Regions from separate parts of the Mus musculus genome. Here region 1 is linked to region 2. The links are chromatin loops, found by intact Hi-C in ENCODE. Cell type or tissue: heart. All regions are shown on one strand. Each heading gives the region's core, and the rest is flanking DNA. Links, peaks and the distances in the headings are about the cores only.

Evidence for each region. A loop is a pair of places that touch in the nucleus more often than their neighbours do. Peaks named below come from ENCODE experiments on the same cell type or tissue, not always from the same donor. Only the 100,000 strongest peaks of a DNase experiment are listed, where the experiment ranks them.
Region 1: a loop joins it to region 2, with 3 times the contacts of the local background. A loop is called at or near these places in 33 of 42 quality-filtered maps.

What each region holds. Positions count from the first base shown.
Region 1 is chr4:142,078,460-142,088,890 of GRCm38, forward strand. Tmem51 (transmembrane protein 51) reads right to left here and starts at 5,845. Exons shown (of 3, transcript NM_145402.3): 1 at 5,603-5,845. It overlaps Tmem51os1 (Tmem51 opposite strand 1), which reads left to right and starts at 5,839. Exons shown (of 5, transcript NR_027137.1): 1 at 5,839-6,515; 2 at 7,222-7,354; 3 at 7,921-8,099; 4 at 8,417-8,835; 5 at 9,293-9,642. In heart, for the core only: CTCF peaks have their summits at 5,385 (motif pointing right) and 5,605; DNase peaks (open chromatin) are centred at 5,422 and 6,022; H3K4me3 peaks cover 2,967 bases; H3K27ac peaks cover 2,645 bases; H3K27me3 peaks cover 711 bases.
Region 2 is chr4:142,010,406-142,020,836 of GRCm38, forward strand. Fhad1 (forkhead-associated (FHA) phosphopeptide binding domain 1) reads right to left here and starts at 1,246. Exons shown (of 32, transcript NM_177868.4): 1 at 1,140-1,246. The coding sequence starts at 1,232. It overlaps 4930455G09Rik (RIKEN cDNA 4930455G09 gene), which reads left to right and starts at 7,493. Exons shown (of 2, transcript NR_131014.1): 1 at 7,493-7,725. In heart, for the core only: a CTCF peak has its summit at 4,372 (motif pointing right); a DNase peak (open chromatin) is centred at 4,646; H3K4me3 peaks cover 1,202 bases; H3K27ac peaks cover 1,745 bases; H3K27me3 peaks cover 2,507 bases.

The sequences.
Region 1 (10,431 bases), core at 3,133-8,132, 69 kb after region 2:
TGCTGGGAGTGGTGGCCCATGCCTTTAATCCTAGGACTAGAGAGGCAGGAGGATCTCTGTGAGTTTGAGGTCAACCTGGTCTACATAGAGCTCCAGGTAAGCCAGGGCTACATAGTGAAAACATGTTTCAAAATACTACTACTACTACTACTACTACTACTACTACTACTACTATAATAAAATTTAATGAAAAGTACTTTTCCTGGGCCAGTGAATTGACTCAGAAGGTAAAGGTGTTTGCCACCACGCTCACTGACCTAAGTTTGATCCTTGGGCCGCACATGGCGGAAGGAGAGAGCTAACGTTGACCTCTATAAACTAGACATGGCAACTACACACCTACCCCACAACTCCTCCAAGACAGACAAAAAATAAATAAAAAAAATTTTTTTTAAATTGTGCATATAGATTTCCAGTCTTCCCTCTCATTCACTTTTTATAAAGACAGGGCAAGAACATTTAACTGACCGTCAAACCCACTGATCAGATGCTATATAAACCGGTGGCACATGCGTGCCATCTCAGAACTGGAGAGGTGGGGGCGGGAGGGTCAGGAGTTCAAGGCCATCTTTGTCTATATAGCTAATGAAAGCCAGCCTGGGATACGAGGCACCCCAGTCTCAAAAAATAAAATAAACCCGAACAAATAAAAGATGCCCACAGTGGACAAGTGTTAGCCTGGAAGACACCTATCGTCTGGTCAGGACTTCCAATGTACTACAAATGTCCCTTCCCAGAAGTCTGATCCCCACAGGAGGATCTCCCTTGCCCAGGAAGCAAGTTCTCGAACATTTTATTTGGTCTTTGATTCTTTAAAACATCTTTTAAAAATCTTTAAAGTGTGTGTGCCCATGTAAGTGTTATGTGCCCATTAGTGTGTATGTGTGTGTGTGTGTACCAGTGCACATGTGCAGAGGCCAGAAGAGGGTCCATGTGTCATCCTTTAGCACTTTCTACCTTATTCTTTTAGGCAAGGTCTCTCTCTGAACCTTGGTGTTTTTTGTTTTTTGGGTTTTGTTCTTGTTTTTTTTGTTGTTGTTGTTTTTTTGTTTTTTGTTTTTTTGTTTTTCTCATCTAGACTGGAAGCCAGTAAACCCTACAGATCTGGGTTACCAGCAAAGGAGAGATGCCTAGCCTGTTACATGAAAGTAGGAATCTGATGCCATGATTGTATAGCAAGTGCTTTTAGCCACTGAGGCATCTCTTCAGCCTCTACTTTCGCCCCCTGCTCCTGAGAAGAAGGGCTGAAATGAACAAGCCCAAATCAGGCACCCCAGGGATGCCTAGTCTGGCGAAGCCATGGTACCAGGGGTGGTACCACTGGTTGGCTTAAAATGAACACAGCTAAAATTAGACTCTTCCTCTGTGTGACCTTGGGCTCCCAGCAGCCCCATCCAAATGCCAGCTTCCTCTTTCTAAAGACCTCATGAGGATCAGATGTCTCCTCGACACACACGGAAACGTGGACCACGAAGCCCCATGCACCTTGAATTGTGTTAGAGTCAAGGAAGTGTCCTGACTGAACTGACCCTAAAAGGCAGACTCCTGAATTGCTGATCGCCACCATTTAGAAGGTCATGAGTCTAGCATGTCGGAGCGTGTAGGGGAAAACTTGTCCCTTCAGGATGCAAAACCAGACGTAGCACTGCAGAGTAAGTTCAGCCAGCTTTACAGCCAGTGTTGCTGGGTCTATGACACAGTCCCTTCCTGTCCTTACAAGGCATGTGTGTGTTTGACATCTGGAGCAGCAGCGGTTTCCTTAGTCTGCAGATGCAGAGACACCTGTATGGCTCAGTGGATGAGGGGAGTGTCAGACATGTCACCAGCAGCCCCCTTCCAGATGACAATGAGCAGACAGGATCTGACAATGGTAAACCCGAGCAAGGGGCCCCAGCTCCAGCCCCACATAAGCTGGGTGTGGTGTTGGATATCGATAGCCCTTATACTCAGGAGGTGAGGCAGGAGGACCAGAAGCCACCCTCAGCTACATACAGAGTTCAAAGTCAGCTTGGGCTCCGTGAGATTGTCACACAGCAGACAAACAAACAGGAGGGTTCTGAGAAACATCCAAGACAGCCTGGTGAGATGGCTCCGCAGGTAAAGATGTTTGCTGCCAAGGCTGACGACCTGAGTTCCCATCCCCCCCAGAAATCAAGGAAGAAGAGACAACTGACTGCCAAAGGTTTTCCTCTGGCCTCTATACACATGCCTTGGCGTGCACGCACCTACACATACACACCAGTAGTAAATAAAATATAACAATAAATCATCTAAGACAGAACTGGGAAAACCAAGGCCTGGACCTGGCTTTAATCTCAGGCATGCTCTTCCCTCTCCTCAGGCCTCAGTTTCCCTATTGGTAAGATTAGGAGATTGGACTTCTGAAGCTAAGGTCCCCCTGCTGCTGGTTCCAACATCCTAGGTCCTAAAGTGACCGGCATGCAAATGTGAGGGCAGCTGAGCCTGTAAATCTAGGCCAGGGGAGAAAGGAGCCAGAGGGAAGGAACAGCTGAACGGCGGCAGGCAGGCAGAGTGCCAGGGCCAAGCTGCCATTCTGAGATGGGGCTGGGGCTTGAGAGAATCAACCCAAGGTGTGGTGGCTGCAACAGCTTAGCACAGACCCACCTGTGAGATTTCTGGCCCCTGTCTTGGACCATCTGGAAATGGTCGGGGCAGCCTGGCCTGTGGCAGGGAAGGAAAACCAAACAAGAGCTCCCAGGAGAGGAGGCCTGGCGCCAAGGGCTGGAGGAGGGGATGCGCGCGCGCGGGGGCGGGGGGGTGGGGGGGAGAATACACTGTCAGGCCATGCTAGGCTGCGCCACCTGTCCAGGCTGGGAGGAAGCAGGAGTAGATGGAACGTCCAGAAAGACCCAGAAACTATGGAATCATCCAAGCTGTCCCCCATGTGACCACCAGGCCCCACCCCCAGGATCGCATGAAGGACCCCAGAAGGGAGATGCGCACCTATCTGCTGCAGGTCTCTGGTCTTTCTGAGTTACATGAGCGGGTCCCATGGATGTGGTGTACGGACAGCTAGACGCTCCCCTCCACCTGCCACACTCCAGGATCCTCCTGTTGCCTCCAGGCAATGAGAGACTTCACACACACACACACACACACACACACACACACACACACACACACACACACACACACACACACGGAGGGTGTTTCCGAGGCTGCTAAGTGCAGGATGTATCCCTGAGTGCCAGGGCATTGACCATAAAAGTGAAAGGAAGCAGCCAGCCAGATGCAGATTCCTCACGCCCCGTGGAGAGACGGAAGCTCCTGGAACTTTCCCAGGGCCGCTGACTCCCTAGAATCCGCCCTGGGATCTCTTTTTGATCTGCAACTGCAACAAGAGACGGGAGAGGTTCCCTGCCAGCCTCACTCAGAACAGGGAAGGGCAAAAATGCAGAAGTATGCTGGTGTACATCAGGGGCCCCACCCCAAAAAACCCGAAAGGCCACACTGCTCCTGGAGGACATCAGCAGGAGTGGCCTCTTCTGTTCTCACTGTGGCCAGAGAAGGCCCGGAACCTGTGACGTCAGGAACCCAAGCAACCGCTGGAGGGTCCGGGGCTCTGACAATATCCTGGGAACTCATGGGCTCTCTGGTAGGAAAGAGAGCAGCCATTTGGGCCTCCTACAGAGTCCAGGGATCATGCCCTCGATCATCAGTCACATGTGAAGGTCACAAGTTGATCCTTGCCTCCTGTATGGTCTCCTACACAGTGCCCCTCAGTGTCTCTACTGTCCAGAGCCAGATTTCCTGCTCCTGGCTGTCTTTTTGAATAAAAGTTTAAGACTGTCTCATTGCTGTTGTTGTGACTTGTACAGTGCCAGGGATGGAACCCAGGGCCTTGCATCACAAGCAAGTACTCTACTCCTGAGACCACTGCCCCAACCCTCACACCAGAATTATCTGAATGGTAAGGTCAGACGACTCCCTGCCCTAAAACCTAGAATAGGATGTGTGTCTACAATGTCCACTGTCGGCAGCTCCTGGTTTACACAAAATGCTTGGTCTACCTCTGCTCACCTCTGTGGGATGGTCCCATTCCACCCCCGTCCCCGCAGCTCCCTCACCCTACTGCCTATCCAGTCCATCTCATCGTAAACCCCCAGACCTTTAACTTTCCCCTCAACCTGCTCACAAACCCATGCACACTACTCAAATGGTACCCCAGCCAGCACATCCGCACACCTATAGACCTCCATATTATTGTTCCTGTCATCTCGTCTGCTCTGACATCTTTCTCTCCTGTCCTCCAGGGATACCAACGTCCTGATGACTACACCAGTACCCACTTTCGTCTCTCTCTAAGCCCCCCTAATACAGTAATTACAGAGTGTGTGCCACCAAAGCCTTATTGCAGTCCAGGAGGTCGGCACTCCAGACTTGGAGGAGGAGACAGGCTCAGAGGGGGTGAGGTGACTTGGCTCACCATCATCACACAGCCCTTGTCATATCTACCGCTGACTTCCTTGATTTCCCAATTAGACAGGGCTGGCTTTGGGTGATGCCCAATGACCAACAGAATGGCCACCAGTCTCTTTTTCTCTGCTCACCCTTTTCTTTCTGTCTGGGTTGGGGGAACCTTTGATCTGGTTCTGAGGGAGATATTTGGAAAGGAGTAACTCCCCCCAAGGACCTTTGAATGACAGGTCTCAGTGGGAAAGCTCTTGACCCTTCTCTTAAGAAGCCAACCTTCAAGTTTGCTTTCAAAACAAAAGCTAGAGGAACTAGAGGAAGCCCTGAAGTGGACAGGTGGGGATCCCTACCCCCCCCCCCCAAGCCTGCTTAACTCGCCTAGGTCCTGCCCCTTCACTCCACTCCTGACTTCATCTCTAAGTTTCCATATTGGCCAAGGACCTGGCTCAGGGTCACATATATCATCAGAGGAGAAACCCACCACCTTGCAGGGTCCCCCACTGACAGGTCTCCTGCTCCTACCTTGTGCGTGAGAAAAAAATTCTCAAAGTGGCCAAATCAAACTTGGCGTTCCCTCCTCAAATGCACCCACAACATTCATATCAATTACAAGCAAACTTACTATGTCGTCGGTATTTTGTTCTCCCCTGCACCCTGTAACTTAATTTACAGTCATTGGTCTGCGAATACTTAGCCTCAGCCTAGGGCTCCTCGGGCTCCTATAGTCACTCCTATTTTACAGGCGAAGAAACTAAGGACCCTGGAGGACCGCTGGCTCTCCACCCCTCGATTGCTTCTTAATCCGGTAACAGTCAGAAGGAAGTAAGAATACACAATGTCCACCCCTACATTACTAGGACAGAGGCTCCCACGGCCGGCTCAGTGCCCTATCCAAGTTCTTTCCTCTCAAAAGTGCCCAGGTGCTCTGTCCAGGCACAAGCGGATGGAACCTGTCCCCGCCAACAGGGGGCCCTCGAGGCCAAAGCCAGAGCGACGCGGGGAGGCGGGAGAACTCCACATCAGCCGGGTGCGGCTACAGAGGGTGCGGGGGGGGGGGGGGGGCGGAGTGGAGTCCCCTGAGGAACATGTCCGACATGATGCTCCCGGACGCACGGATACCCAACCCGGGCCCTACCGTGCTCTTTTCGGCGCGAGGACGCAGACTCACCCCGAAGGCAAAGGGCCACGCTTGGTCTCTGTCCGCAGGCCCGGGGCTGGGGGTTTCGCGACACCCCCACCCCAGGCAATCGCGGGCCGCGGAGCCGGAGCCGGGGAGCACAGCGTGGAGAGGGCGCGCAGCCCGGGGACCTCTGTGGCGATCAGCCAGCGCGGCCCAAAGCAGCGAGAGCAGGAGGGAGGGACCGAGGGCGCCCGCAGGAGGCACCGCCCACCTGCCCACCCTGCGCCCTACGCCACCAGGCGGGGACCCGGACCCTGGGGCGGAGCAGGCTGGAGGGCCTGGCCCTGCAACGCAGTGCAGGGTCCCGGACCTCCTACTCTGAGGCTGGGGAATGGCTGTCTACTGGGGCACTTGAGGGATAATGGGAGCTGGGAGTCCCTGTTCGGCGACCTCACCTGGCTGTAAACTCACCTTCTTGTGCGCGCAGGCCGCCGCTCCTGCGGCTCCAGGCAGCCAAGCCCAATGATGGGCGGAGGAGGGAAGGAGGAAGGAAGGGAAGTTTTCCCAGCCTCTCAGCTCACGCTTTCGGTCAGCTTCCCACTCTCTGGTGTCCCGGACGCCCTCCGGATCGCCACTTCGAGCCCTAGTCTAGCTCGGGAGTGTTCCCGTAAGGGGCGCGTTCCCAGCTTGGCAGAAAACTTTCCAGCGAATCACAGGCTGGCTTCTCCCTCCGCCTGGAGCCGGGGAGGGTGATCTGAACTGAGTGGCGCCTCACCTGGCTGGAAGTTTGCCTGGGAACCCCACGACTCCAGGCACAGATCTATGTGCCCTGCCAGCTCTGAATCTCGACCTGGGTGGCTTCGTGGGTGCGCAGCCAGCTCTTTGAAGTTCAAGGCTTGAGAAGTCCCTGGGCAGCCGGGTGTCAGAGGATTCGGCTGGGGTTAAAAGGCGCCTCCTACTGGTGTGTGTGTGTGTGTGTGTGTGTGTGTGTGTGTGTGAGAGAGAGAGAGAGAGAGAGAGAGAGAGAGAGAGAGAGAGAGAGAGATTGAAAGTCCGCTTTCTGGATAAACCGCACAGCTTGGCTGCAGCCAAGTTCACTTGGAATTCCTGGGTACATACTTCCCGAGCTGTATACTTCCGGAGTCCAATCACACTCTATACACTGCTACTTCTTATTTGCACTGATAGAAAGGGATTAATTGGGAAATGGCTTGTGATTTGGGAAGTGAAAAGGGCATTTTTGGAAACAGGTTCGGAGCGCAAGAGTAACTGCTAACATTTCACGTCCTTACTCTGAACCCGGCCTGGGTGACCCCACCCCCGCCCCGCCCCGCCTCGCCTCCTGAACATTCTCCCTCAACCTCTCCACCCGGCACAGCCCGGGCCTATAGTTTGCATTTCACCCTGACAGACTCGAGGCAGGTCATTCAGAGAGTCCCAGAGGTGGAAGCAAGGAATACTGGTACTTTTCCATGCCGGGATTCAGCTCTAGACCTGCCCCTACACCGCATCTAATCTAGCTGGGCAGGTCTGTCTCTTCCAAGCGGGGAGAGACCAAGGACTTAACAGCCAAAGCTGAGCTGAGAGGAAAACTAAAAGAGTCGCATCGCACACTGTCCAACCTTCTGCCTTAATGTGTTTCTTTTTTCTTACCTCTTCCCACCCAGGAGCTGCCTGCCTCCTTATCCCACCACGCTGCTACCTCACCAGGACCGGAGGCATGTGTCCTTAGGGGAAACGATCCAAAGATGCGAATCTCAAACAGTGACTTCTATTACCTATTGTGCTGTCTAGTTTTATGTGAGCTTGACACAAGTTATAGTTATATTTGTTGAGGGATTCTCAACTGAGAAAATGCCTCCATAAGATCAGGCTGTGGGCAAGTCTGTGGGGCATTTTCTTAATTAGTGATTAGTAGGGTGTGTGTGTGTGTGTGTGTGTGTGTGTGTGTGTGTGTGTGTGTGTGTGTGCAGTCCATTGTGGGGACCTCTGGGTCCTGAGTGCTGTAGAAACCAGTCAGAACAATCATGAGGAACAAGCCAGTAAGCAGCATCCCTCCATGGCCTCCGCATCAGCTCCTGCCTCCAGGTTCCTGCCCTGCTTGAGTTCCTGCCTGATTTCCTTCAATGATGAACAGTAATGTAGAAGCCTAAGCCAAATACACACACACACACACACACACACACACACACACACACACACACAGTCATGGTGTTTCATTGCAGCAGTAGGAACCCTAGCCAGAGCATCTATTATCACAGGACATCGGGGTTGGGGTTGGATAATGGATGCTGTCTATTGAATCCTGTGCTGCAAACATCCAACCTTCACAGAGCACTAAGAGGAAGATCTTTCTGACTTTTCAGGGGAGGCCTCAAAAATGAGAAGATTCTATTCTTGGATCTGCCAGCACTGGGGCTGTCTCTGCAGCCCTGGCTCAGAATACCCACACCTAGAATTTCCAAGAGCTGGCAGGATAATGGGCGCCCAAAGCTGTTCACATCTCAAGTCTCCGGAACCCAGGACCTTAGGTGGTAGACTGCAGGTATGATCAAGCTGTGAATCTGGAGATCAGGGTCACCCAAAGAGGTCACAGGGGCTTTTGTCAGAGGAAGGTAGGAGGGTCGGTCGTATCTGAGATGTTGCAGGGGAAGAAGGGGTCAGAGAAAGCTTCTGAAAGGGATCCTGTGACAGCCAAGGGATGTTAGCGGCCTAGAAAAGCTGGAAATGATAGGAATAGATTATGTGGTAGAAAGCCCAGAAGGGACTTCCCACCTGCTAAGGGTCCTCACACTTGTTACTGATTTTAGCCTGGGAGAAGCTGCTACCTGACCTCCAAAACTGTAACCTTGTTTCTCTAAGCCCTGCAGCAGTTCCTGGCAATTTGTTACAGTAGCCACGGGGAATGGATACATCTAGCCTCTCAGCTGTATAGGCCAATGCTGATTTCACCAGCCCTTCTGCTGACAGTCCACTGGAAAGCTCTTCTCTCAAGAGACACCAGGATATAGCTTGATTCACGGATTTAGAAAGAGGATAAGATTTCATCAGATCTGTCTTTATTGTTTTTTTTTTTTTTTTGGCTTCTCTGCCATTTTGAACTGTGTGACCTTGGGAAAATGTCTTATTCTCTCTGGGCCTCAGTTTCTTTCTTTAAATGTAAAAACAGTGATGCTGGCTAGGTACACAGGAGGCAGATGCCTATGGCCCCAGATACTTCAGATGCTGAGGCAGGAGGATGGCACATTTGAGGTCACCTTGGCAACCTTCTTTTGTTATCAGTGAGTGTCGAAACGTGGGCCTCATGTATGGGAACTGAGTACTTTTCCATTACACTGCATCTCCAGACCTAGCTTGAGTAACTTAATGAAACTCTCTCCAAAAACAACAAACTAATTAAGTTAAATAAGTCTTAAAATAGGGTCTGAAGATGTAGCTCAGTGGTAGAGTGTTTGCCCTACCTGCGTTTCTTCCCAGCAGGGCATAAGCCTCAGTGGGGTGGCACACTCTTGAAATCCTAGCACTAAGGAGGTGGAGGCAGGAGGATCAGAACTGCAAGTCATCCTTGTGTATACAGCTAAATTTGAGGCCAGCCTGGGCTACGTGTAATACCCTGTCTCGTATTGACGATTACAATAATGAAATGCGTAGCCTACGTGTGGCCCCGGGTCCCATCCTCAGCACATCGAGAAGAAGACAGAATAAAAATAGTGATGCTAAGAATACTCTCCTTTGCAGGATCAATATGAGTATCAGAGGCAGCAGCAGGATGCGATGCTCTGTGTGAGCCCCCATGACATCTGAACTGCAGTTGCTGAGACCTGAACTGCCCACTCGGGAACACAGGACTCTTTAGAGCGGGCTTGTCTGATGGACCATTCTTGAACTCTGGACACGTGATGCTTGAAAATGAGTGTCTAGCGGGGCTTGGTGATGCACGCAGGTAACCCCAGTGCCTTTGGGAACTGAGGCAGGGGGATCAGAAGATCAGGGTCACCCTTTTTGAGGATAACTTTGTGTGGTACACACACCAAAAATCAAAAACTAAAAAAAAAAAAAAAAAAACCCAACCCCCAAAACCTCACTAAGAAAAAGAAAAAGAAAAAAGAACCATCTATTGCCACTGGTCAGTGATTAGACCCTTTTCTGATTATGTGTCAGTGGAAAGAAAATGATCTACTCAATTTAAAAAAAAAATGTGCTCATGGGCCAGCAAGATGGCACAATGGGTAAAATGCATTCTGCAAAACCTCGATGACATGAGTTCAATTTCCAGACCCAAATGAAGGTGAACAGGCCCACCATGCTTCTCTCTGACCAGCACATGAGCACTGTAGCATAGGTTTGCCCCCAACACAGACACACACACACACAAAATAACAACTGATCTACTTGCTTTGGGCCAGCGGGGGTGGCTCAGTGGGTAATACGTGTATTGACTTGAATTCGACCCTAGGGACTCACTTGACAAGAGAGACAGTTCCCCACCCCCCAAATTGCCCTCTGACCTCCACACTTGCGAGTGAGAACATGCACACATAAGTAAGTAAATCTAATTTAAAAGTTTTGAATATGTTTATAAATATTTAGAAGCTGGTCAGGCACCAGCTGTCAGTCCTGTGCCTTCCATTGCTGGCTGTGGCTTCTGCCATCTGTCACTATTTTCCCTCCTAGGTCCCTGTTTTACCCATTTGTTTTTTTAATCAGAAGCTGGCCTCAGCCTCCTGAATGTAGATTCCCACTTATCCTTACTGGACCTGACTGCTGCATCTTAGAAGAGCTGAACTCAAACATCTTTGCCCCTGGCTCTCCCACAGTCAGCACTAAGTCACACATGTGTGCAACCTGGCCTCCGGCTGGATTATCCCTATTGGTCA
Region 2 (10,431 bases), core at 2,131-7,130:
TGTACCGTGGTCTGCTACTCAGCAATAAAAAGAAACAAGCTAGCAACCTAAGTGCATCTCTAGGCCTGAGGGAAAGGGAAACCAACTCAAATCAAACCCTGAATCACACACCGTATGATTTAATTAAAGTAACTTTCCTCAAACAACAGAATTATCGACGTGGAGAAGACAGTACTGGTTTCAGGGCTTAGGGGTGGTTGTGGGAGGGGCCACTGTAACTAGGAAGTGGTGTCTAGATCTCCGGTGGTGAGCTGTTTGGCATCTTGGCTTCTGCAAATGAATCTGCACCCATGATAAAATCATGGGTACCTACCCTCCACAGGCAACCCCTGCTACACACATACATACGGCCCGTGCTCTGGACTGCTTTGATGCTGTTATACATACATCACACTAGCATAACCACCCAGGAAACAGTGTGAGGGGCACACTCCGTCTCCCTTTTCAAAAAAAAAAAAAAAAAAAGCTTATTAAAGGCTTGTGGCGCAAGGTTTCAGGGAAGCTAGCTCCTCTGCTGTGGGAGGCCCCATCCCACGTCTCTCTAAAATATTTTAGCCTGCTTGAATATTTAAAGAGCTTCTGAGTCTCTGTTTTCATTATTCATCTCTTTCTTCCACTTCCTCAGCTGTCAGTGAATTGAGGCTTTGGACCACCAAACCACAGCTCGTCAGAAAATGAAGTTCAATTACGAGAGACTACGGCTAAGCCCAAGGCTTCACCTTGGAGCTTCCTGGGCTCCAGGGGCCCCTTAGAGCCAAGCTATGGAAAGGGAAGGCCTTGGAGGGGTGTTGGAAAAAGAGACCCTTCCCTGGGCACATGGTAAAGAAGAACACTTCAATGTACTTGCCCCGCGCACCCCTTCTAAGCTCCCCCAGAACGCTGCTTCTGGACAGGGGGGCAATTTGGGACCTGTAAGGACATGAGTTTGTTAACTAACAGAAGGCCCATCACCTTCCGATACCAAATGCCAGCTCCCCTCTGCCATCGGGAAGATTCCTGCATGGATCTTGGCTGTCCAAGGACAGAGTTGGCTGCTTGCTACCTGTGGCAGTTGGGCTTAGGGAGACTCAAGTCTACCTCACATGGAGGAGAGCTGGGGGGGCGGGGTGCATGGGACAGGCGTACGCCGTGTACCTCACCTGTAAGACGAGGTCTGAATCTGCATGCTTGCCGATTGTGGTGCTTTTATTCAGGACAAAAAAGCCATCAGCGCTCTTCAAATACGCTTTCATTCTTTCTGATTTCCCTACAGGAGGGTCCAGAAAGGGTTTGGTTAGAGAAACACATTCTAAGCCTGAGTGGATGAATTGGGGTCTCCTGATGTCATGGAGTCCTGAGGGAGAGGGAGACAGGGAGTGTCCAGGTGATGGACTAGCTCTGTCTTTTGAAGGTCATCTTTCCTAATAGTGATCACTAACAGAGAAGCATTGAAATATGATAATCAAATTCAAGGCATTTTTCTCTCTCTCTCTCTCTCTGTAAATACACAAGGTAGTTTAATGGTGGAGCTCCGGGTCGAAAAGTATCTCATGCAGGAGACAGTGGATTCGACCATGAGGCTTGAAAGCTATGGGTTTTTTATAGAAAAGGGTCTGGGGCTGGGGGAGGAATTGGCGCGGTTTCACATGACTGGTCCATTTAAACATCAGCAGAATGTACTCTTTTTTTTTTAAAAAATAAATTTATTTATTTATCTTATGTGAACATATATGTGCTTGAGGGTATGTATGTGCACCAGGTATATGCAGGGGCATGCAGAGGTCAGAAGAGGGCATCAGATCCCCTGGCATTGAAGTTACAAGCGGCTGTGACCTGCCATGCCACCTGGGTGCGCAGGTCTGAACCTGGGCCCTCTGCAAGAGCAGTAAGAACCTCTAACTAACCCGAGTCACCTCTCCAGAACCTCTAACTAACCCGAGTCACCTCTCCAGAACCTCTAACTAACCCGAGTCACCTCTCCAGAACCTCTAACTAACCCGAGTCACCTCTCCAGATTCCCGATGTTTTTTCTTAACTAGAGAAACAAAACAGAGCTCCAAATATCCCAACCACAACCCAAATGTCACAGACAGCGGCTGCCCCCTCCCTCGGCCTTCTTCTCCGTGACACCCACTGCTCGTGACACCCACTGCTCGTTTTTGCTTGGTTATGACCCAGCGCTTACTAGTTCAGACACTGCGGGTGAGTTACTCTCTCCCAGGTTGCCTGGCAACAACAGACTCCATCAGCTATTACTGATGCTAAGTTGGGCCTCTTACACTCCAGGTCAGAGACCCACAGGCTCCCAGTGAGTTCAAAGCACCAGGAGTCAGCCAATGGAAAAAGCAGGCTTCAACTGATTCTTGCTTTGTAAGTTGCTGCACTTCTCCATATACTGAAATTAGGAAAGGATGCTTTCGATTTTTATTTTAAAACTGTGTGTGTGTGTGTGTGTTACTGAGATATCTGTACACCTCAGTAAGCATATGGAGATCATAGGACAACTTGCAGGCATCTGTTTCCTCCTTCCGCTGTGGGTGGGTGATGGGGATCAAAACTCAAACACACCTCCCCAGGCTCCTTTGGCAAGTACGTTTACCTGCTGAGCCATCTCCCTGGTCCAAGGACTGACTTCTAAAGGCAAAGTACGAAGATGAAGGATTCTATGTGATCAGGACTCTGCACAGATTCCCTCCATCATCTTATGAGGAAAATGTCGAATATACGGAGATCTTTAAAGTGGACAGAGAGCCAGATGTGGTGGTGCGTGCCTGTGACCTGGCCCTGGGGAGGCTGAGACAGGAGGATTGTGAGTTTGAGGGTAGGTGAGGGTACAAAGAAAGAAACAAAAGCGAAGAGAGCCAGAAATATGGCTCAGAGGCTAAAAGCACTGTCTTCTCAGGTTTGTAAAGGGCTCAGGTTTGATTCTCAGCATCCACATGGTGGCTCACGGTCATCCATCACCCAGGTTCCCAGGGATCTAATCCCCTCTTCTGACCTTTGTGGCACTGAGTGTGAACAGTGCTGCCATGCCCCCACCCCCACCCCAGACACATCAAAAGAAAGAAAAGGAAGGGGTAGAGGTGTAATTCCTCTGAGCTCACTACCTGGAGAGTTTGCTAATATTTTTGTCATCATTCTTGGGTTTGGGGGTTTTAGACAAGTTCTCAAGGTAGCCCAGGCTGTCCTCAAACTCACTCTATAGCTGAGTATAAATGAACTCATTTTCCAGTCTCCTTCCCGGTGCTATGATTATGGGTGTGTACCACTGTGACCAGAATGCCGTGTTTTCTGTCCCTCCCACTCATCCATCCCTACTTCTCTCTTATAACACACACCAAATAAGTTCTGCACAGGTAAAAAAAAAAATCAACACTTCAGTGACATCCGACATTCCTAAAACATTGATGATAATGTATCTTTCTGTTTTAATAATAACCGAGCTGCATCCAGGCGCCCGGGAGACATCTCAACGCCAGGTCTAAGAACAAGTCCTCATTTTTGTTTCTTCCGAGAAACTTCTGGAAAGCAGAGTTACAGAGGCTGGAGATAGAAACGAAACCCCCTCTAGCTGTGACAAGGACACTCAGGGTCTCTACTCTCCATCACCACCCTGTACTGAGCCTCATCGGGGACAGGCATTCAGGGATGACCCTGAACGTCTCACTCTTCTGCCTTGACCTCCTGGGAACTGTGTTCCCAGCACACCCACCTGCATGACGGACCCCAGAGCTGATGCAGGACAGACAAGGCATGGGGAGGGTCTAGGAGTCTCTGCCTTTATTCCCTCCCTTATCAGCTTCTCGCTTTAGGGTGAAATCTTGGGGCCCTCTGCCATCCTGACAGTTTGGGCCACTACTTCATCTCCTAAGCCAGGAGCTTCTTCGACAGGCAGATGGAAGTCCTCTGTAAATACTGAAAGGCCAAAATGATACCTGGAAGGCAGCTCAGCTCTGGCTGGGGAGGACACTACCTTTCATTCCCTCCCTCTCTGGGATCAATCCTAGACGGAGCTTTGGAAGCTCAGCCTATTTCTCTCACTGCCTTGGTTAGGTGGTGTTTCTCCACCTTTGTCTAGTCCTGTACAGTCCCCCATCTGCCTGAAAGTACTGTATTCATTTGAGGGTGTTAAACTGTGTTGGTTCTCTCTTGATACTGTGATATGAGCCAAACAGCTTCCGTCAACCATGGATTAGAGATGGGTTAGAGGCAGACTTTGGAAGATATATTCTGATGAGGGCTACTTAGTGTGGGAGCCAGCTGTACATTTTCTTTTGAGTTATAGCTGGGCATGTGAGGTCTGGTAAGGGATCTCTCTGCCCGCTGGTGGATGACCCCCTAAGGGAAAGAGTCCCCTTCTAATTCCAGCGGCACCAGGGGGCGATCCTGGGGCCTAAGGGATGTGGGATGCGTCTGGCGACAGGGTGTGACTGCACTTAAGGTGGAATGGTTGGTGTCTGAACAGTGCCCTGTAACAGGAGCCTGTATTGGAGAACTCCGGGCAGGGACACGCCTCCTATCTTCGCCACTGCTTTCTGCCAGTCATCCCTGGAACCGCACTCACCTGGCAGGAGGAGGAAGCTGGGGCTCTGTTCTCCTCCGAGAGCCCTGCGGACTAGGAGCTGCTTGCCAGACCCAGGAAGAGGCGGCCCGCCGCGCTCTGCCGAGTCTCCAGCTTGGCCCGCGCCCCGCGCGACTGCCCGGCCTGTGTACGTGCGTCGCCATGACAACGTGGCGGGCGAGGTCAGCAGGTGAGGGGCGTGGCCTTGCGGGGGCGTGGCCGCATGCAGCGTTCTCTCTCCTCTTTCTCTCTCTCTCTCCCTCTCCCTCTTTCTCTCCCGCCCGTGTGTGTGTGTGTGTGTGTGTGTGTGTGTGTGTGTGTGTGTGTGTGTGTGTTTGTGTGTGCGCGCGCGCGGGTAGGAGTCGGGTATGACTGTATTTCAGGCAACCCGAGGACGCCTCATTTCCTAGAGGAAGAAACGAGGCTCAGGAGCCCCACAAGCTTTTATAACAGTGTGATCAAGACGTTGTGGAGAGGGTGTGGTGACAGGTGGGTTGGGAGGTTGGAGAATCTTGGAGGTCAGCACCCAGTCTTACCCACTTCCTCTAGGGTGAGGATGGTGTTGGGTGTAAAGTGAACTAGCCAGACAGAACCGGGATTCTTTCTCTGTGCTAGGGACCAACAGTTTCCAACTTCACAGCCCCTCCCTTCCATCATTGTCTCTCCAAGCATTGCCAGGGGCCCTATACACATCAGACTGTGACTCCAAACCTGACTTGCCTGCCCAGTGGGCACAGGGCAAGGATGTTCTGGGAAGACGCACCTCTATTCGCATCTGTATGCAGACATCACCAGTAAAGATCTGTTCATACTACAGGACTCAGCGAAACCTGGGACCACTGCCCAGGGTCGACTTTCTGCATCCTACGTGGCTGCCAGCCATCTCCAGTGAAGGAATGCTAAGCTGTCAGCTCAACTGACTTTCAGATTATATGGAGCATTATAACAGCGTTTCCAGGGCAGAGGAATAAGGCTTTTTCCTTAAACAGTGGGAGGGTATCAAAAATACCGCCTTAGAAGAAAATATCCAAGGCTCCGGTGTCTATAACCAACTTGTTTGATTGAGTTCTGAGTGGCTTGGAGGCAGGGGATGGGGACCCACAGACACACTTAAGGGAGTGACTGCAGCAGCGGGGTACTGGAAATGTCGGTGACATTCGTAATTTCTGAGAAATCGCTGTCCTTTTGATTGAGAATGAAGCTTGGAGACAGAGCAGGGCCGGGGGTGTGGTGGGGGGCAGGATCTGTGACTGCTGACTGTGACAAAGGTGTGACACAGTTATGTGTTTAGGAGGAGTCAAAATTTGCATTTCTGCATTTTGATCTTTCCTGGGCTAGAGAACATGACCCCCTTTCTCAATGCTTGGCAGCAGCCGTGGGCTACAGCTGTCTGTCACACCCTCACTGAGGAAAATATCGTATTCTGCATAATGGGCTCTATTGCCTGGTGTTCCACAGGTTAAGTGTACCCACAAGGCATTTCTGCTTACACTATCCCCCCCTCTAGTGTGCAGGTGTTCCTTCCTGTGGATGTCTGTGCCGACTTGCATGTATGTCTGTATGCATGTGAAAGCCAGAAGACAACCTTGACTGCCATTCTTCAGGAGACAAACCCCCCCCTTTTTTTTTGAGACAGGGTCTCTCATTGTTCTGGAATTCACCATAAAACTGAGACAACTGGTCAGTGAGGCCAGGGGCCCCTGTCTGTCTACACCTCTCCAGCGATGGGATTACAAGCTCATGTCCCCGAGTTTACAAGCTGAGGTCACAAGCTCATGGTCCTATGCTAGCTCAGCACTTTGCTGTCCTATCTCCTGAGTTGGACATTTTCAATTTATTTCAAGCATATTGAATCATAACCTGTTTGTAAAGCAGGGAATATCGATAGATGAGTGATAGGGGAAGGGTCAATTCTTAGGCACCATAACTGACAGCTGTCAAAAGAAGGATATCTGCTTGCTACCTGCTACCCCGCCCTCTGGGCAGAGACACCGTCTAGGGAGAAGGGGCCATCTCAGGTCTGCACCCCTCCTCCAAGCTGGGGAGCCCTCAGCGCCCTGTTCTTCCCACTGCATTCAGAGTCTGACTTCTCGCCTGCAACTTCAGCCTCCACAAAATCTCATTGCTCCCAGCCACCTCTCCTGGCTATCCTTGTCCCCTCCTTGGAGACCTCTGGATGGTCCCCCTTCAGTCCCTGCATTCCAGCAGGAGGTGAATCCCGGCTTCAGCTCCAGCCAGGAGAGCTGTAAGGCTTCATGGCTTGGATCAAAGGAAGTGACAGGTTGTGTAAGCTGATCTAGAACCTCCCTCCCAGGCCTGCGATGAAGTCAGTCTCCTGATGAAGTCAGTCTCCTTGATGCTCCCAGAGCCTTGTTGAGTCAATCATCGATATTACCCATCGCATTTCAGCTCCAATAGGCAACAGATCCTAAATGGGACCCCAGACCGGGACCACCATGGGGACCCACAGACTGTGTGGAACCGGATGGTAACAAAGGTCTTTCTGTTCCCCCAATGTCGCAGGTTCTCTGGGCAACGTCTGGAGCGTGCTACATTCATTATCTTTTCTTTTATAAGTGAGTGAGTCAGATTTGAGGGAAATGAGAAGGTGGGAGCCACTGGGATGGGGAGAAGAGTGGTGCCCCAAGCAGGGGTGTACAGTAGTGGGGAGCCCAAGCTTTTTGTTGTTTGGAATAAGTTATGCTGTTTTAAGCAGTTTATTTATTTGCGGGGGTGGGGGAAGGGATGCTTGCCACAGTGCATGGGTGTGGGGTCAGAGGCAGTTCAAGGGAGTCAAATCTCTCCTCTCACTGTGTAGGAACCCGGGGTTGATCTCAGGCCATCAGGCGTGGCCTCGGGCACCTTCATCAGCTGAGCTATCTCAGTCGGAGCCTGGAGCCTTTGTGGGCTTCTTCGCAGCTGACTGATGACGTCAGCTTTAGCCGCTCTGCCACTCACAGAAGCTATGGGCCCCAAGGGAAGGAGGCGTGGGGACTGTGTGCCCAGGGAGATTAGGAAGTGAGAACAGATAACTCGCCCACTTGTGACCGATGAGTGAGCGACGCCCAGTCCACTCGGGCACACAGTGGCTCTCTGAGGAACGTTTCATGGAGGTGCCCTTGTCTCCGTACAGAAGATTCTAGAAGGCTTTGGGTGTGTGTCTGTCAGTGGCAGAGCCGCTTCAGGTGAGAAAGCTTGTTCCAGGCAGCAGCTTGAGGTGACCTCACCCTTTGTCACCCCTCACCTCCTGGAGGATTTATGGCATTGCAAGGATGCTCTCCCGGTGCCTTTGTCATCTCAGAGGTGCAGATGTGGGGCGTGAGGTGACTGTTTTGTGTCATTCCTGGCTCTAACTTTTCCCTTCCTTCCCGAACAGGTTGGTTGGGGCCTCGCTGGTCATTTTTTTTCTCCTCAGGTTTCCTCTGAATCACTCCATTTGGACTGATGGCATCCGGTCTCCTCCCCACGCCCAGCAAAGACTCTCTTTCTCTCTGAGAACAATCGCTCTTTTCTCTCCAAGCCCTGGTCCACCCTCATCTTTTACCCTGTCTTCTCATCTCTCCTGGGAACCGAGTATTGTTCAGAAACTTAAGCCTCAGAGATAGTCCTTTCTAACCCAGGTCTGAATTTGGACCAGTCAAGAGCTGAGAGACAGGAATGATCCCCGGTCACTGGGTTCCAGAAGCACTCATTGCCCTGTGGGACTTGGAACTGGAGTAGAGAAGGGGGGCTGCGGCCTTGTTCTTAAATGACTCCCAACACTCATGTTGAAGGCTTCATCTCCAGTTCATGGTGTTATTGAGACGTGGTGGGAATTTCGGGAGGAGCATGCCCTTAAAGGGAGTCTCTCTTCCTCCCTCTCTCTTTTCTTCCTCCTCTCCTTCCTTCTCCACACCCCTTCCTTCCTCTCCCTCCCAGCCATCACAAGCTGTGCAAACTGACTTTGACACATACTTCATGCCTGATGTTCTGCGGCTTCACAAGGCCAAAACATGGGGCCTGAAACATGTCGGCTGGAACCAGTAAAACCAGGACCACAAACAAACCTTTCTGGTTTGGTAAGCTGGTAGTCTAGGTTGTTTTCTAACATCGAGGAAAAGATGGGGCACACAGGCGAGACAGCCTTCTGCCTCTAGGGTCTGATGGGTCAGAAGAGGAGAATTCCACCTGAGTCTTGAAGAACTTACAGGATTGCGGGATGCAGAGAGGGAGAGAATTTGGGAAGGTGGAGGAAAAAGCTGAGGAGACAGAGGGTGGGAGACAGGCTGGGTGCGGCAGGATGCAGGAGGCAGGTACTGGGACTCAAAGATGGCCCCTGGTCAGCTCAAGTCTGATGGTTTTCATATTATAACAAAAACTTCTTGCAGCATGACAGAACCCAACAACAGCATGAACTGGGTCAGCATGAGAACAGACTCACTGGTCACCATAAACAGATGTCATGAGGTCTTGCCGCTCTTTAGCTCTCAGCAATTGTTCTGACCCCAGATGGAATCTCGGGAGGGTGGTTACCACAGGGCAGTCATAGCTCCAGCCCTTGCATCCTCTCAGCTTTGAATCCCAGAGGGAACCGTGAAGTTCCCCTGCCACCCCAGGCGCCCTACTGAGAGGATCCACCTGAAGATCTCGCTGCTTCTCAGTGTCTCTGATTGGCTCACATGCCATCCCTACAGCTAGAGATGGAGTCTCAACTGCCACAAAGAGACCGAGAGACTGGCCTGAGACTGGTAAGGACAGGAGGACCTGAGTTCGAATTCCCCACGCCTGTGTAAAGTCTGAGTGTAGTGAAGGAGGCAGCCTCTAAGGAAGAATTGTAACTTTGTGGCATTTACACAAAGGCCAATGTGGGCCAACTATTTTTATTTACTTTGAAAATCTGGATTTATAGATTTTTTAATTTGTCTTTGTGTGTCAGGGCACAGGCCAGAGAATATTCAGGTGTTCTGTCCCATCTCTTTCTGCCTTTGTTTGTTTGTTTGTTTGTTTGTTTGTTTGTTTTTGATATGGGGCAGGGGGGGTCTTTCTCTTTGAGTCTGGAGTTCCCAGAAGGCTAAACCGGAGGCTAGTGAGTTCCAGCTACCCCACTGCCTACACCCCACTCCTGAGCACTGTAATTATAGGTGCGCCTAGCCACACTGGACTTTTTTGTTTTTTTATTTTAACATGATCACTGGGGACCGAAACTCAGGCCCCCCATGCCCGGACAGCACGTGCTCTTACCCACTGAGCATCTCCCCAGTCCTGGATGCATAGACTTCCCCTCCCTTGGAGAACCAGATCATCTGTTAGACTTTCTTCCTGTCTACCGAGCAATAGTTTGCTCCAGCCTCGGCAAGACCGCTCTCTGCACACACTCAGTGCAATGCACATATTAGCATTTCTTTGGGTTCTGCAGGGGCTTGTGTTTTTTACTTCTCAATTACCTGGATTGCACAGAGTGACCTGTTTCTCTCCACAGAAGGGAAATGTTCAAAGTACACGTGTCCCATGGAGTTCTCCGTCAGGACCCACAAGCCCCTGAGGTCAAATGCCTGGGGGGGGGACCCACAAGCCCCTGGGGTCAAATGCCTGGGGACCCACAAACCCCTGGGATCAAATGCCTAGGGTGGGGGACGCACAAACCCCTGGGGGCAAATCTCTGGCCTCATTTTTTGTTTGGTTGGTTTTTGTTTTTTCTTCCCTATTTTATTGAGAGAATGGGGATTGAGCTCAGGACGTACAGAGCAAGTCTCTCCCACGCTTCACCATCATTATCACGTGACTATTAGTGCTGTTTTCCCTACAGGGTCCTTGGGTTCTGCTTCCAGAAGATGGAAAACTTATTTAAAGCCCTCCTCATCCCCAGTGGGTAGAGCTCTGTGATGAATATTGGTATAATATGGGCATTTATC